Regions from separate parts of the Homo sapiens genome. Here region 2 is linked to region 1. A link is a loop called in an ENCODE intact Hi-C map of the cell type or tissue named here. Cell type or tissue: IMR-90. All regions are shown on one strand.

The links. A loop is a pair of places that touch in the nucleus more often than their neighbours do. Peaks named below come from ENCODE experiments on the same cell type or tissue, not always from the same donor. Only the 100,000 strongest peaks of a DNase experiment are listed, where the experiment ranks them.
Region 2: a loop joins it to region 1, with 6 times the contacts of the local background. A loop is called at or near these places in 4 of 110 quality-filtered maps.

The regions. Positions count from the first base shown.
Region 1 is chr11:38,787,740-38,795,739 of GRCh38, reverse strand. No RefSeq gene overlaps it. Among named protein-coding and RNA genes, the nearest start is that of LINC01493, 140 kb to the right of the region's middle. In IMR-90, a CTCF peak has its summit at 4,192 (motif pointing right); no DNase peak of the experiment used is centred here.
Region 2 is chr11:40,291,120-40,299,119 of GRCh38, reverse strand. All of the region lies in intron 4 of LRRC4C (leucine rich repeat containing 4C), which reads left to right. Among named protein-coding and RNA genes, the nearest start is that of LRRC4C, 1.2 Mb to the left of the region's middle. In IMR-90, a CTCF peak has its summit at 4,852 (motif pointing right); a DNase peak (open chromatin) is centred at 4,899; H3K4me3 peaks cover 866 bases; H3K27ac peaks cover 232 bases; H3K27me3 peaks cover 666 bases.

The DNA of each region.
Region 1 (8,000 bases):
CAAGGAGCTACTTACTCAACAGTGCTTTGGGGACTGGATTTATGTTGCTCATTCAGATATAATGAAGTGCTGAGGCAGATATCCAGGCCAGGAAAACTATGAAGGCTGAACTACAAAGGATGTAGAGACAAACATGGGTTATTGTGAGAGAAAGAGTCTCTAAGAAGAGAAGGGACGTGTTGATTACCATTTCCAAAAACCTATTTTTATACCTTCAAATGTAATCCCAAATTTTAACTAGGCATTTTCTTTGTCTTGGAATTTTAAGTGTTTACCTTAGAAAACAAGTTCATGGAAATGTGTGTTCAAACATTACACTCTACTGGGAGTCCAGCAGCATAAAATATAAAACCATAAACCGTGTATTTCAGGGAAAGTTAATTCATCACCTTATATGAAACTATAGAGAATAAATCAAATGTTCACCTAAGAATTGAGTAATGATACATTTACACATATTTCAAATAGCATGTCTAAGTTTACTTATATAGCCTTTTGCAACTACTACATGATGATGATACCACATGAACCTTTGGACCTGATCAAAGTTAAGTCAAATTATGTAATGTTTATTTAAATGTGGAGAAAAAAAGATTCATAGACTTTTAAAATCATGGAGTGAATTCCTAAAGTATATGAAAATAAATCGGAACACATTATCAAGATTTAGAGAAAAAACTGGAAAAAATACATTATTTTTTTCATTGTTAAGACCAATACAAACAAAACCTTTAAAACTTATCACCAGGCTGGGCATGGTGGCTCATGCCTGTAATCCCAGCACTTTGGGAGGCTGAGGAGGGCAGATCACCTGAGGTAGGGAGTTCGAGACCAGCCTGAACAACATGGAGAAACCCCGTGTCTCCAGGTTCTTTGATGTTTCCAAGTCTTCCAACACAGCTAGTGTGTTTGCCTAGTTCTCTTGGAAATTGTCCTTTATTTTAAAAATAATTTTAATAAGTCAGTTAATATTATTCTGTACCTACATAATTGAAACAGTCAGGTTTTTCTCCTTACCCCACCTTGGTGTTCTAAAAATAGGGCAATTGCATATGCTAGCTTATTTCTTTTTTTTAAAACCAATCAACTTCAGTATGTTGTAAAAATACAAAATTTTTTCAGTATTTGTAAAAATATAAAATTAGCCAGGCATGGTGGTCCATGCCTGTAATCCCAGCTGCTCGGGAGGCTGAGGCAGGAGAACTGCTTGACCCCGGGAGGCAGAGGTTGCGGTGAGCTTGCACTCTAGCCTGGGTAACAAGAGCAAAACTCTTTCTCAAAAACAAAAACAAACAAACAAACAACAACAAAAAAAAAACAGAAAAACTTATCACTTGAGAAACTTTCGTGAAATCTTTCATTCCTGATGCTGTTAAATACTCACTTTAAAAAGAATCAAGAATGATTATGGATATCATCAAATACACATTGATAACTTCAGTAAGGATTTCAGATTTCAAGGTTTTTAATATATAAAATCATCACATTTTATAGTTTAGATTTTATTGCTGGATTTGTAATGAATTGGTCATAAAATCATTTCCTTTAGTTCCTTTTTTATTATGATTATATGGTTAGATATGTTATTGAAAAATTGACATTATTTTACAATTGCAGGAGATTACCATGAAAACTGGCAAATTCTTTGGAGCAAACAATCATAATTGGGGTCTAGGGGGAGGTGTATGGTATTGAACACTAATTATACTCCAGAAATGCTGGATTGGTGGTTGACATTTTTATTAAAATAAAAATACAGAAAAAATTACCTGTTTCTAGCATGAAATTTGTTATTTACCACCAAGCTTTGGTTTTCAAAATTGCACTTATCATAATGTCTAATAGAAAACCTGAACCTTACAATAAAATAGCACAATTACATTGGAGGAAAATAATATTAAATACTGAACCATTTGCTTTGTTTTTTTTAACTATTGTAATTCAAATAGAAATATTTTTATTACATACTGAAGTTGATTGGTTTTAAAAAAAGAAATAAGCTAGCATATGCAATTGCCCTATTTTTAGAACACCAGGGTGGGGTAAGGAGAAAAACCTGACTGTTTCAATTATGTAGGAACAGAATAATATTAACTGACTTACTAAAATGATTTTTAAAATAAAGGACAACTTCCAAGAGAACTAGACAAACACACTAGCTGTGTTGGAAGACTTGGAAACATCAAAGAACCTGAAGCTTCAAGAGTCAAACACAAAGATTATAGCTCATTACTATATACCTCAAGTATTGACTGAAAACTGCTAAAAATTAGTGATGAAATTGTCTCCATTTTCTTGATTTGATGAAGTGCTTAAGGACAAGGTTCTTGAACATGATTTTTAAGCAAAACATCAAAATTCAATAGCCTTCTTGTAAGATTACTTGAGATAATTTTTGCTTTATGTTTTGCCTGAGTCTTCCATTTGGAAGTTTGTAAATGACCACATAGGATAACTATTGTGAGATTTTGTTGAAATGATTTTTACTAAGTGATCTTTTATCTCAAACATATATAAGGTGAAGGAGGTCAGCAATAATGAATGCAACTATTATCTATCAATTTTTACACATTGAATAATAAAATATTTATTATTCATGTTATTAATCTTATCTTTTATTGCTACCTTTATCCAAGTATTTTTAAGGACACAGCAACTAATGCTAATTTTATAACTTGTATAATCAGTAGCATGCATGGAACAATATACGTTTACCAAATTTTCTCCTATCTTATGAACCAGATCAGTAGGCATGTATTTATAATTAAAGAACTGAACATAATGCTTCAGATCACCCTCACTCATCTTGACCCTAAGAGATTCCCTATCAACATGTTCTCATGGCCAAGAGTCTTTGAAAAATGTGCAAAAGCAGGATATTTTCACCACAATTTTTTAAGACCTATTTTTCTTTCCAATCCAACTTCCCATATGTCACGTACTTTTCTTCTGTCAAATGACTCATATTACAAAATTGAAATGGTATGAAGAGCTGATTAAAGAAAACACAACTAAAAGTGTATGAAGAAAAATCGTATGTGATAAACATTCATTATGTCTTTGCTACTCAGCTAGGCTCTTTAGGGATAATCTTATTTCTCCTACATGAAAGCCCTTTGAATCACATGTTCGTATAATCATTTAAAAATTATTTTCAGAATAAAGATAATTGATGTTTAATTTACTAATCAAGATATAAAAACATAGACTAGATCATTTTAACTGTGACATCTAAACTTTTGATTTAAATAAGACTATTAATTCCTCAATGTCAAATTTGACAGAAAAAGTAATTCATTTTAAAAAGTGTGCTGTGTTTGTATTGCCCTAGCTTTTGGTTCAAACTTCCAGTTAAAATTAGGAAAATAAAACGAAGAACACTGGAAATAAATATAAGTTCCAGGTAATTTTGAATGGTAGGAAGCAAATGGTAATATATTGATGCGCAGACGTACACACACATTGAATGGCACATTATCACAGAAGACGCTCAAAGCAGTTATGAGCCTTTACAGGGAAAATGTCAAGATACCACCCATTTGGAGACAATAGACAATAGATACAGAGGGTGGTCTTTCTTATTTTAACATTTAAGAACAGCAGTAGAACCCTAGATGGTGTTGTCTGTCCCTTTCCCTGTACATAATGTATCTTAAAAAGTGAGTACTGGAATATGATTCTTAATGAATCTGATCCTCTCTTTCAAGAAACAGAAAAGAACTTTGTAAGAATCTACAGCAAACTTAGAGCAGGAAACATATTTTTTTAAATAACAATAGCTCTAGCAAGAAAAAAACACTCCATACGCAAAGATTTTTGTTTCTTTTAAACCAAAGATTTCACATCAGGAATTGAATGCTGCATAAAGTTGAGGACATCAAAGATAACGTATGAGTGTAGGATAACTGTGACCACTGGGGAAAACCAAAAACACAAAACAAAAAGAAAGACAAATAAAAAAATCTCTAGATGGGGACCACCTCTGGGCACCCAGCTAGTGGGAACAGCTTGGGGAATGAGGACAGTGGGGACGCTGAGAAGACTTTTCTTCTTTTTACTTCTATTCTTATTTTAAAATGTATCACTCTGCATAGTGCATCTATTTTGATAGTTTTTCTCTTAAATTACTGTTTTTGTCTTTATATACATGAAGTGTCAGTTGAAAAGCTGCTTTAGTATCTAACCACTAGGGGGTGCCCTCATTGCACATATTGATGTACAACTGGTCCAGGGCTGATCTGGACAAGGGATGCCATGAGATAAATTTTACTTCAGGCTAATGTCAATCTGAACTTGTTTCGCTGTTTAATGTATACATATAAAATCTGATCTGAGGATCTGACATCTTGACATCACTGTATTCTTCATAGTGAGACATAAAGCCACTTTTTTGCATTTCTGTTAATATTCAGAGTTTTGCAGGAAAGAATGAAACACTGGAAGCAGTTACTGAAGCTCAGATTCCTGTTCTCTTCAGGAGACACATAAACCCTCATACATATGCAGCCTCAGTTTTTAAAATATTACATAGTTGCTTATATTTATTTCTATCAGTTTAAAAAATATTTATATAAGCTGATTATGACATCTATTAATATTTTTAAAATTCAAATTTTTCTTAAAAATTGTTATCCCCTCAAATGTAAAAATATTAAATTTTGCTATATTATCACTAGTGTAAAGAACTTATTGTTGTATTTGTTAATCTGTTAGAACATTTTAAACATTGTTAATATTTCACTTTTATTCAAATTTTATGTTACAATTACACTTACAATTAATAAATAGCTTACTATAATGTTCTGGTAGGGAATTCCTTAGTAAAATAATGCACAAGAATATATTAAAATTTATATAGAGTAATTGATATTATTTTTCCATAAGGGCCAATGAGATTAAATGAACCTTCTTTCTTCTTTTCTTTTCTGTTCTTTCTTTTTTTTTTTTTAACCTCCTGCTCCCGGGTTCAAGCAATTCTCCTGCCTCAGCCTCCCCAGTAGCTGGGACTACAGGAGCCAGCCAGCACACCTGGCTAATTTTTTTGTATTTTTAGTAGAGACAGGGTTTCACCATGGTCAGCCTGGTCTTGAACTCCTGACCTCAGGTGATCCACCCGCCTCAGCCTCCCAAAGTGCTGGGATTACAGGCATGAGCCACCACGCCTGGCCCCTTGTTTCTTATATTTAGAAATATCAACATAAAAATTTAGAAACTTTAATAAATAATTAATGTGAAACTCCAAATACAGTCTTGGCCTTAGAAAACATCAAGAAAAATTTGGGGAGCCTTTAAAATGAGGAAAAAAATAATGGGTGTGTTGTCTAGATTACTCATTCAGGTTATTTACATCTTTGATTGTCTTTGAGCTATTTTGAAACCAAGTAAACTGTAAAAAAATGCAAATGATTTTTTTCTATAAATCCCAATTAATTGTACCTAAGGAATGAAATTGATTATTGTCCTGTAGATGGGCCTTTAAAAAACTTTGTAAATTCATTTTCAGAATTTCTTTTTTTATTATTATACTTTAAGTTTTAGGGTACATGTGCACAACGTGCAGGTTAGTTACAATATGCATACATGTGCCATGTTGGTGTGCTGAACCCAGTAACTCATCATTTAACATTAGGTATATCTCCTAATGCTATCCCTCCCCGCCGCCACCCCAAAACAGGCCCCGGTGTGTGATGTTCCCCTTCCTGTGTCCATGTGTTCTCATTGTTCAATTCCCACCTGTGAGTGAGAACATGCGGTGTTTGGTTTTTTGTCCTTGTGATAGTTTGCTGAGAATGATGGTTTCCAACTTCATCCATGTCCCTACAAAGGACATGAACTCATCATTTTTTATGACTGCATAGTATTCCATGGTGTATATGTGCCATATTTTCTTAATCCAGAATTTCTTATTTCATAGGTACGTGTGCTTCTTGAAATTCTCTTTTGAAATGGTTGTAATGGTTTCCACCCTTATTTTATTATTATTTGGAAGGAGCTTCTTTTTTATTTTTTTACTTTTATTTTATTTCATTTTTTTTGAGACAGGATCTCACTCTGTAGCCCAGGCTGGTGGGTGGTGGTACAGTCACGGCTCATTGTAGCCTCTGCCTTCTGGGCTCAGCCTTAGCCTCCTGATAGTTGAGACTACAGGCATGAGCCACCATGCCTGGCTTCCTCATTCGTTATTGACATAGCATCTTTGACATATGTTTATCTTGTGTTTGTATAAGAGTTATTATTTTGCTATTGTTTGAAAATAGTCTAAAAGATTAGCAAGATTATGATCTAAAATAATGGATGAGGATTCGGATCAACAAATGCTGATCAGATTCCATTAAAACAAAAGCTATTAAAAGATTTAAAAAAGAGTTTTATTCTTAAAAGTCTAATAAGACTTGAATTCTTTGAATATATTAAAATACAACATGAGTTTTACCTAGATAAGCTTTTAAGAAACTATTATCTTTTCTCAGCCTTGGGGTTTGAAAGCTCAAATTCTTTGCACACAAACTCTGATAAATCCCCACAATCAATGTCAGTGTCATATACATCATATTGTTTGATACTTTAGAATAAAATGCATATGGATCTTAGATATGTGAACATACTTAGGTAGTAAGATATCTATCTCTATATATCTATATTTATATCTATATCTATATCTATATCTATGTTAGTACTATTGCAGTATAATACAATAACCTCCTCTAGCCATCCCTCACACCCACCCAACTTATTCGTTCTGAATCTGGTAGGAACAAGTCTAAATAAAAAACTTTACAGTACAGCCCAGGCATGGAATATTTATTTCCTGATATTCTCAAATTTGTTTTTCTCATGCCATAGTTATTGCTTAATGTATGACTGGGCTAGATGTAAGTGTATTTATAAGAATAGGCCTACAGTTTGAGGGTGCTACATAAGGAACAAAGCATTTATTCTCCCTGGGGATGGCCCAGATTGCAGAGCTTTTTAGAAATCATAACTTCAAAGAAATACTGTTTTTTTTTTTTTTCCAAACTGAACAATCCTTGGGCTTTAGTCCATGACTGCTCCAGCTTCTGAAGGCATATGTCTGTGGCCAGTGGTTGCTGGCTGAGTAGCATTAGGTGCAAGCCAATAGGGCAGTTGCCTACAGTAACAATCTTTGGAGAGCACAAAAATATTGCTGGGCTGCTAAAACATCACTAGAAATATAAGTGGATAAAGGAAATGTGTTTATCAGCAGTAGGAGGATATTAAGATGGGACTCTCACAGTTTGTCTTTATGGAAACAAAAGAGCAGGGGATGAAATGTTCAGTTGCACTTATGCCACATTCTAAATCAAATCCAAGGCATGGCCTTGGATGTGTGCCATGTAAAGTAGGTGACTCTCAAGTAGTCCCTTAGCCCGGTGGTTCTCAACCAAAAGCATTTTTGCCCCCTAAGGAGTGTTGGCAATATCTGGAGATATTTATGGCTTGGGTGGTGTGGAAAAGATGCTACTCACATCTAGAGTATAAAAACCAGCAATATGTTAAGCATTCTGTAATGTTCAGGACCACCCTACATAACAAATAATTATTCAATCCAAAATATCCTTAGTGCTGATGTTGAAAATCCTAGCTTAGTGTAACAATACTCTTATGATTATAGAAGAGCTGAATTAGAGAAGTCAGGAATCACAATTTGTTTGAATAAAGTTGTTAGATTTATGTGGAATTTTAATCTCAATTAGGGAGAGAGGCTTTCTTTACGCATCAGGTTTAGTTGACAGACTTTTAAAAGAATCTGTCCTTGAAAAAATTAGTATTTGTCTCTTGAATTTGAAGAGTCAGTGGCATCGGCAATTAGTCATGTCTGAGAAGAACATTTATGAAAGGCACCCTTACAGCCAGCTGCTCTGATGGCCATGTGAGAAAGGGTGACCACAAGAGGTAAACCTGCACTTTTAAGACCTAAGGAAATATGTTTCTCAGGAATCAGATTAGAATCTTTGATACAAGGGTTTGTATTCAGTCTT
Region 2 (8,000 bases), 1.5 Mb before region 1:
GGACCTTTGTTATTCATAAGGGAGAGAAGTTGTAGTTGATTGCAATGATCACTCTGATTCTCCACTTGCTTTCGTTTTATACAACTTTGCAGTAACCTCCTGATATGGTCTGGCTCTGCATCCCCACCCAAATCTCATCTTGAATTGTAATCCAAATTGTAATTGCCATGTGTTGGGGGAGGGACCTCATGGGAGGTGATTGCATCATGGGAGCATTTCCCCCCATGCTCTTTTCAAAATAGTGAATGAGTTCTCAGGAGATCTGCTGATTTTGTAAGACAGTTTTCCCTGCTCTTGCTAGCTTTCTGCCACCTGCCACCATGTAAGACATGCTTCTTCCCCTTCTGCCATAATTGTAAGTTTCCTGAGGCCTCCCCAGCCATGTGGAACTGTGAGTCAATTAAACCTATTTTCTTTATAAATTAGCCTGTCTTGGGTATATCTTTATAGCAATGTGAAAACAGACTAATACACTTCCCCTTGAAGGTGGAATGACCTGCCCTATTCCCTGACAATGGGCTCAACTAAGTGATTTTCTTTGGCCAGTGGGAAGTTAGCTGATACTATTCACACAGAAGCCTGAAAAGGTACTCATGATCTTCTGCTTGCTCTATTGGATTTCTGCCATTGCCAAGAAATATGCTTGGTCCAAGCTGAAGAAGAGAGAGAGAGATGCATGTGGGGTGGAGCCCAGTTGCACCAGTGACTATAGCTGAGACCATTCTAGATCAGCAAGCAGTTAACTCAGCCACTAGATCAAAAAGATCAAAAAGAGCCACTTAACCAATTTCTGACCAGCCTTTAGAGTCATGAGAAATAATAAATGATTGTTGTTTTCAGCTATTAAGATTTCAAATGGTTTATTATGCACTCATTGCTAACTGATTCAAAAGTTATACTTCATTGCTGAAATCATCTTATTTGGTGGCATCTTCTCTTAGCTTTTCTATTTTAATAATTATGACAAGTATCTCATCTTTTTACAATTTTGTGCACCACAGTGAAAAGAATAGTCGGTAAGAGACCAAAAAATGTAGGTCTTTCCATTTCCTAAGAGCATTATCTTAGACGTTTATTCACTCAACGGTGTACAAAGCATTAGAAATACAGACAATGCTCTTGTGAAATCAATTATGGTTTGGAGGTTGGGGGGGACATAGACATGAGCAAATCATTTCTATCCATCACAATAAGTAATAGTAGGAAATATGTATTATAACCACAACCTCTGAGATGAAATAACCTGAGTTACAATCTTGCCTCTATCACTTCCTAGCTAGGTTCCCTTATTTAACCTCAAGTCCAATTTCATCAATGGCACCTACTTCATAAGATTGTTGGAAGGATTACATGAGTTGAAATCTGTAACATACATAGAGACAGGCTTGGCACTCGCAAGCTTTCATTAAATGCTAGTTATTAAAACAAATGTTAAAAAGTATGAGAGAACAAAAAATAAGACTATATGGGATGAGGGCTGAGTGGAGGAGTAGCCATCATGGGTCGGCGGGGGACCTTGAAAAAAAAGCAGAAATTTGCACATCAGTATTTAGGACTTTAGGACCTTTTATCTATATTTCAAGAAATAAAGAATAGAGGATTATTAGGATATCATCTAGTTCCAAAATACAATATCTATAGAATATTATCTAATGTAACATGTTTAGTAAACTCCTGCTGAGTATTGAATTTTAAATTCAAAGTAGTTTTGAAAAAATAAGTTGTTTTAATGAAATTAATTCACATGTCATTACGTGTGACTATACAGGCAAGCTTGATACGATTATCCCGGAGGATATTCTGGTCCCTATGTAATACTATTGGAAGTGAAAAGAGAATATTTATTTCCAGGATTTATAACACAGCATAAAGACACAAACTTTAAGTATGTATTGTGCTTCAATAGAGTTGCCTACAGCTTGTTAAATCCAATTAATAAACACAATAGACACATTCACTTTTTTATTTTTAAGCAAAGTTACTGAATTTGTTCTATTTGCTATTTTGTATTTCTGATTACAAGATGCTGTCCCCTGCTGTTTGCTAATGATTACACCAGCTATAGTCACGAACATACAGTGAAATAAGATAACAGTTTTGTTTAATGTCTCACATCTACAAATCAGAGAAGAACAAAAGTAGAAATCTGCATGTCCGTAGAACAAATCTAGCATGCTAGCACTGTGCCTCCTCTTCTCCCAAGTCATGTCATTTCAATAAGCATTTTGTCCTCTCCATGCTTTTGGTAACTAGATGGGCTAATGGGAAGGGTGGTGGTGTAATATTATTTCTTCTGAAAGAGCTTTTATAGAAATTTTTACTTGAACACATACTCTGTCATTGTTAATAGTACCTGGCAACCTCTACTGCATAAATATCTATAATTATGTTTTTTTTCAGCAACAATTTGGTTTGCATGTGTACTTTCATGACAGTTAGCTTGTTTACTACTTATTCCAATTCTTTTTGGGTGAGGTCATTCAGTGACAAATGTGGTATTGCCATCCTCTGAAAGGGTTACAAATTCATGCCTGGCATTCAGGGCAGAAAATGACAGCCTGCATGCTGATAATTGATATACAGCTGTTCCCCATGTTACCAAAACCTTAATGTTATCGCAAAACTGGAAGAACTGGCATTGAGTAGATCTGGGTTCAAATTTTGGCTGTGTCATTTACCAAGTTTGTGATTTTAAGCTTCATTTTTTCCATCTTCAAAATCTCTCAGGGTGTTGTTTTGAGTACTAAATAAGGTGATATATATGAGAAAAGTGTAACAAAAAACCATGCCATATGGATGCTCAATAATGACTGGTTCAATCTAAATCTAAAAATGAAAGCCATGTGACGAATTCAAGGTCATATAGTGTGAATGAGTCAATGATGTGGGTAAAGATACTGTAGCTGCTGAAGGGGAAGGTTAACAGGAAAGAGAAGCTGTTCCTTTTTCCATTTTGGCCAAATAGCACTTACCTGTCCCTGCTGCTTTGCCTAATAGATTAATTCATTCTGATAGTATTAAAGATGTCTGGTAGAGAGCTAATAATCAGCTCTGAAAAAAACAAATCATTGGCCTTCCTTTGCTGTCAAAATCCCTAAAAAGAAAATTTTCATTTCAAATGGCTTCTAGCTTACTTCAGAATCAGAGGATAGACTCCTTTGAAGCTATCTAGTGCAGCTAGTGAATGTACTTTTTAATCGTTTATTAGTGGATAAACTATAATTAGCATATAAGGGTAAGAGCTTCAAAACACAAATTAAAGTCAACTGCCCACTAGTGTTTTGAATCAATCAATACAGCATTCACTTAAAAATAGAAGCAATGCCATTAACCCTCGAGAAATTCACATTTTCATGTAATTCATAACATCAAAGCTCTCCAAAAAGATGGGGAAATTACAATAAATCACAATCCATGTGTAAGGAAAAGTCTTTCCTCTTGCATGTACTGACATCTGAGATGCACGTTACAGCATGCTCTCAGTATGCAAAGAACATTACAGATGAAATTTTTTTAACTCAAACAAGGAAATACCGTGGAGTATAATGGGAACAGAAGAGGAAAAAAATAGCATTTTGTATAAACTTAGATATGTCTCTGATGTTCTCTTAATAAATCTTTTCTCCTTTCTGTTTGATGCTACCTTCCGTTATGATTTACTCACTTTCTTTAAAACTGTTTTTAAACCAAGTACATATTCTGTTCTCTCAAAAATAAAGAAAATCAGTGCAAAGATCATCACTTAGGGCATACAAAACAGAGGAACATTTATTTAATCTATTCCATATATATATATATAGTACTGTTTAAATTATCATTCCTAATTTTATTGATTCCTATCTCAAGGTTACATACATAAATGACATAAAGTGAATGCCCATAGATTAACTGAAAGGGCCTTATGAAAATTATACATTGGAGAAAGAAACCAATGTAAACATAATATTAATAGCATTATTTTGTTGGCCCAGTCCCTCTAAGGAGACCCAGTGAATTTGAAATGTGCCAACTATTTCTCTAACACGAGTTAATGGAAAAGTCCACATCCTGGAGCAGGGGATGTTGGAATTGAGTTGTCAAGCTGTCCTGGATGTCTTGTACAAACTGAACAGGCCAATTTACTGCAACACTGCATAGGCTGAAGGCTACTATCTCGCCTTTACAGTTGCTTCCTCCTGGTAAGATTATCCTGCTCGACCGCAGCCTCCCTCCCGAGTAGCTTTTAAGCTACTCTGGATTCTTTCTGATGAGCCTATTCTTTTTTTTTATTTATTTATTTTTATTATTTATTTGAGACGGAGTCTTGCTCTTGTCTCCCAGGCTGGAGTGCAATGGCCCAATCTCGGCTCACTGCAACCTCCGTCTCCCGGGTTCAAGCAATTATCCTGCCTCAGTCTCCCGAGTAGCTGGGATTACAGACGCGCGCCATCGCTCCCGGCTAATTTTTGTATTTTTAGTAGGGACGGGGTTTCACAATGTTGGGCAGGTTGGTCTCGATCTCCTGACCTCATGATCCGCCCACCTTGGCCTCCCAAAGGGCTGGGATTACAGGCGTGAGACACCGCGCCCGGCTAAGCAATAGTACTGTGTTAATCCTCAGCTTGGGACCAGTGTGCTTGACTGGGAGAGGCTCTTAACCTGCAACCTGAAAGCAACAGCTTTGTGTGTTTGGTGATAATTTTGAATCTTAGTGGTGATTTGATTTTAATGTCTTCCTCTTTGTAGCTCAAAACTCCTGGATTTCTGGATGAAAACAGGCAAGCTTTTTGAAAAAACTGACTTCTCCCACACAGCCTGAACCTCCCAGCGTGGGGGTTGCTTTTAGACTCAGCTGTTCTGGCTCTGCCCTCCAGGTGGCAGCAGAGCCACATCTCTGAAGCTCCAATCCCCTCTTCCCTGACTTCAAGTGTTAATGCAATTGACCAATCAGTGCTAAGATGATGGGAGGTAATTGGGTAATTGTATTTTACTGATCACAAGCAGAGAAAGGGAAAGGAAAAGGGGAAAGAAAGAGGGGCAGAGGAGGGAAGGCGACTGCAGTCCGAAAGGAGCTTTTGGAAGCTAGGACCCTAAGCGTCAGGACGTGGCATTGGTCGAGAGAAAGCCTGGGCTGGCAAGAGCTGCCGCCGGTGCTGGGAGAGCATTTATTTGGGAGAAAAAGAGGGGAGAGAGCAGAGGGAGGGGGAGGAAGAGAGTTCAAACCGAAGTGGATGGAAGGGGACTGGGGTTTCTGCCGCGCAGGGAGCCGTGAGCCAGGGCGATGGCGCTAAGGGCGGCGCGGAGCAGCTGCGCTCCCGAGAACGCGTCTCCTCGCAGAGGACTAGCAGACATCGGGAAGGTCTGCGCCAACGGGAACCAACTTGTGGCTCCAAAATGTACCCAACGCAGCTGGAAATGAGATCAAAGCTGCAGTTGCATTTGAGAAGGATGAGAAGAGCCAGCGATTAGGGAATTTTTTTTTTACCCGTTTTCTTCCTTTTTCTTTTTTTCTTCTTTTTCTTTTTTTCTTTCTTTTTTCGTGTGTGTTTTTTTTAATTTGCCTACCACCCTGTCTGTCCCCTCACTTCGCCCTCCCCATTTGAAATAAAAGCCCCAGTCTCAACTTCCATCACCTCGGCGCTCCCGGAGCCACTACCGGCTGATGGAGGAGAAGGGGACCCGGGGGCTGGCAGGGGCCACCGGCGAGGGACCGCATCCTGCGTCTCCCCCGTGATCCCGGCCCCGACCGCGGAGTTCTGCAACACCTGGAGGATCTGGACCGGGTGCTGGGGGTGGGGGCGGGGACAGAGGAAGGAAAGGCACCCCGAGCCTTAAAAAGAAAAAAAAAAAGTAGCGGGGGGAGGAATGGGTTTCTTCTTGACAGCTGACGGAGCCTTGAAATTTTCCTCCACTACCTCCGCCCCCGCCCCCGCCCCCGCCCCCCGCACTCCATTTAACGTGAGATTATGAAATTGCAGAGGCGGTGGAGGGAAGGAGACAGGATATAACCGGAGTTTGGAGGGGAGAGGGGAAGGTGGCTGGCCGGGTGGCTGAAATCAAAAATTCAATTGCGCACTGGGTTGTGATGAGAAATCTAATCAGATCTTTGGCGAAGGGGCCGGCCGGAAGGATGGAGAGTGGGGGGGAAGTTGCTCCCCAAATTCTTCGAAGGGGAGGCTGGGGAGAGGAATTGACCATGTAAAAGGAGACTTTTTTTTTTGGTGGTGGTGGCTGTTGGGTGCCTTGCAAAAATGAAGGATGCAGGACGCAGCTTTCTCCTGGAACCGAACGCAATGGATAAACTGATTGTGCAAGAGAGAAGGAAGAACGAAGCTTTTTCTTGTGAGCCCTGGATCTTAACACAAATGTGTATATGTGCACACAGGGAGCATTCAAGAATGAAATAAACCAGAGTTAGACCCGCGGGGGTTGGTGTGTTCTGACATAAATAAATAATCTTAAAGCAGCTGTTCCCCTCCCCCCCCCCAAAAAAAAGGATGATTGGAAATGAAGAACCGAGGATTCACAAAGAAAAAAGTATGTTCATTTTTCTCTATAAAGGAGAAAGTGAGCCAAGGAGATATTTTTGGAATGAAAAGTTTGGGGCTTTTTTAGTAAAGTAAAGAACTGGTGTGGTGGTGTTTTCTTTTCTTTTTGAATTTCCCACAAGAGGAGAGGAAATTAATAATACATCTGCAAAGAAATTTCAGAGAAGAAAAGTTGACCGCGGCAGATTGAGGCATTGATTGGGGGAGAGAAACCAGCAGAGCACAGTTGGATTTGTGCCTATGTTGACTAAAATTGACGGATAATTGCAGTTGGATTTTTCTTCATCAACCTCCTTTTTTTTTAATTTTTATTCCTTTTGGTATCAAGATCATGCGTTTTCTCTTGTTCTTAACCACCTGGATTTCCATCTGGATGTTGCTGTGATCAGTCTGAAATACAGTGAGTGACCCTTATTTTCTTATTTATTGGTGAAGAAAATGTCAGTTAATTTGGTGTTCTTGGTCTCTTTATCCTCTCTCCCCCTTTGGTGTTTTTTTTTAAAGAACTGGCTATTGGGGGCCAGAAAATAAGGGAATGGGTGGCCCACGCATTTGCTTCATCAGTCTCTGCTCTCTGATAAGCCAGTTTGCTATAAGGATGCAGGTTGACTGCATCCTGGGCAGACGCCTTTGCAAATGTTCACCAGGAAAAAAAAAAAAAGCTCCCCAAGAAAGCCGCTGCAGTGTCGGGTGCCAGTGCTGTGTGACTGACACTCCAGAATGCATTTAAGTTGTTTGTCAGCCCCGGAGTTAGATGCACAAATGTTTCGCTATTGGAAATCGAAGGGACTCAATTTAAATTTCATTATCCAACCTGACATTGCAGATCAACAGAATGTATTAACACAAAAATATGACAATAAACCAAGGCGATGAAGGGTGGCTTCTGGCTGGTGCGTGGGTGGAGGGAGAAAGGGTGGGTTTTTGGGCAAGGAAGCTGGTGGAGAGAAGTGGCTGTACTTTCCACAATCACTCTTGCATACATATGCCCAGATGTGGTCTTCAGATTACCCGGGTTCACACCAGTGCTAAAAATGAAACAAGGAGGACCTACTTCTCTCCAACTCCACCCCCTTCTAACTGAGGACTTCTTTGGATTACAGAGAGGCTGTGTATAGACTGTAGAGCAGTGGCTTGGGTTTTGCCAGAAACCTTTCCAACATCACCAGTTCACAGCTCCTCAGAAAAAGAAAGAAATCTAGTGTCCTGTGGTAACTTAGAAAAAGCAGCTGAAGAAGAGGTTGTGTTGAGCACTAATACTTCTCATGTGCCAGCTTTGTCTTGGAAAAAGAGGCCAATATAAAAAATAAAGCAGAAGGTGGAAAATGCTTAGAAAGTCTGAGCGCCTGTAGGATCACCTTCCCTCCTCCCCTATAGCTGCCAAAGTCATGGAGCTGGCCTTTTTTACAGAACTTTTCCCCTTCCCCCTTCGCTATTCCTCTCTGGGGCCTTCTATCAGAATCATAGACTCAT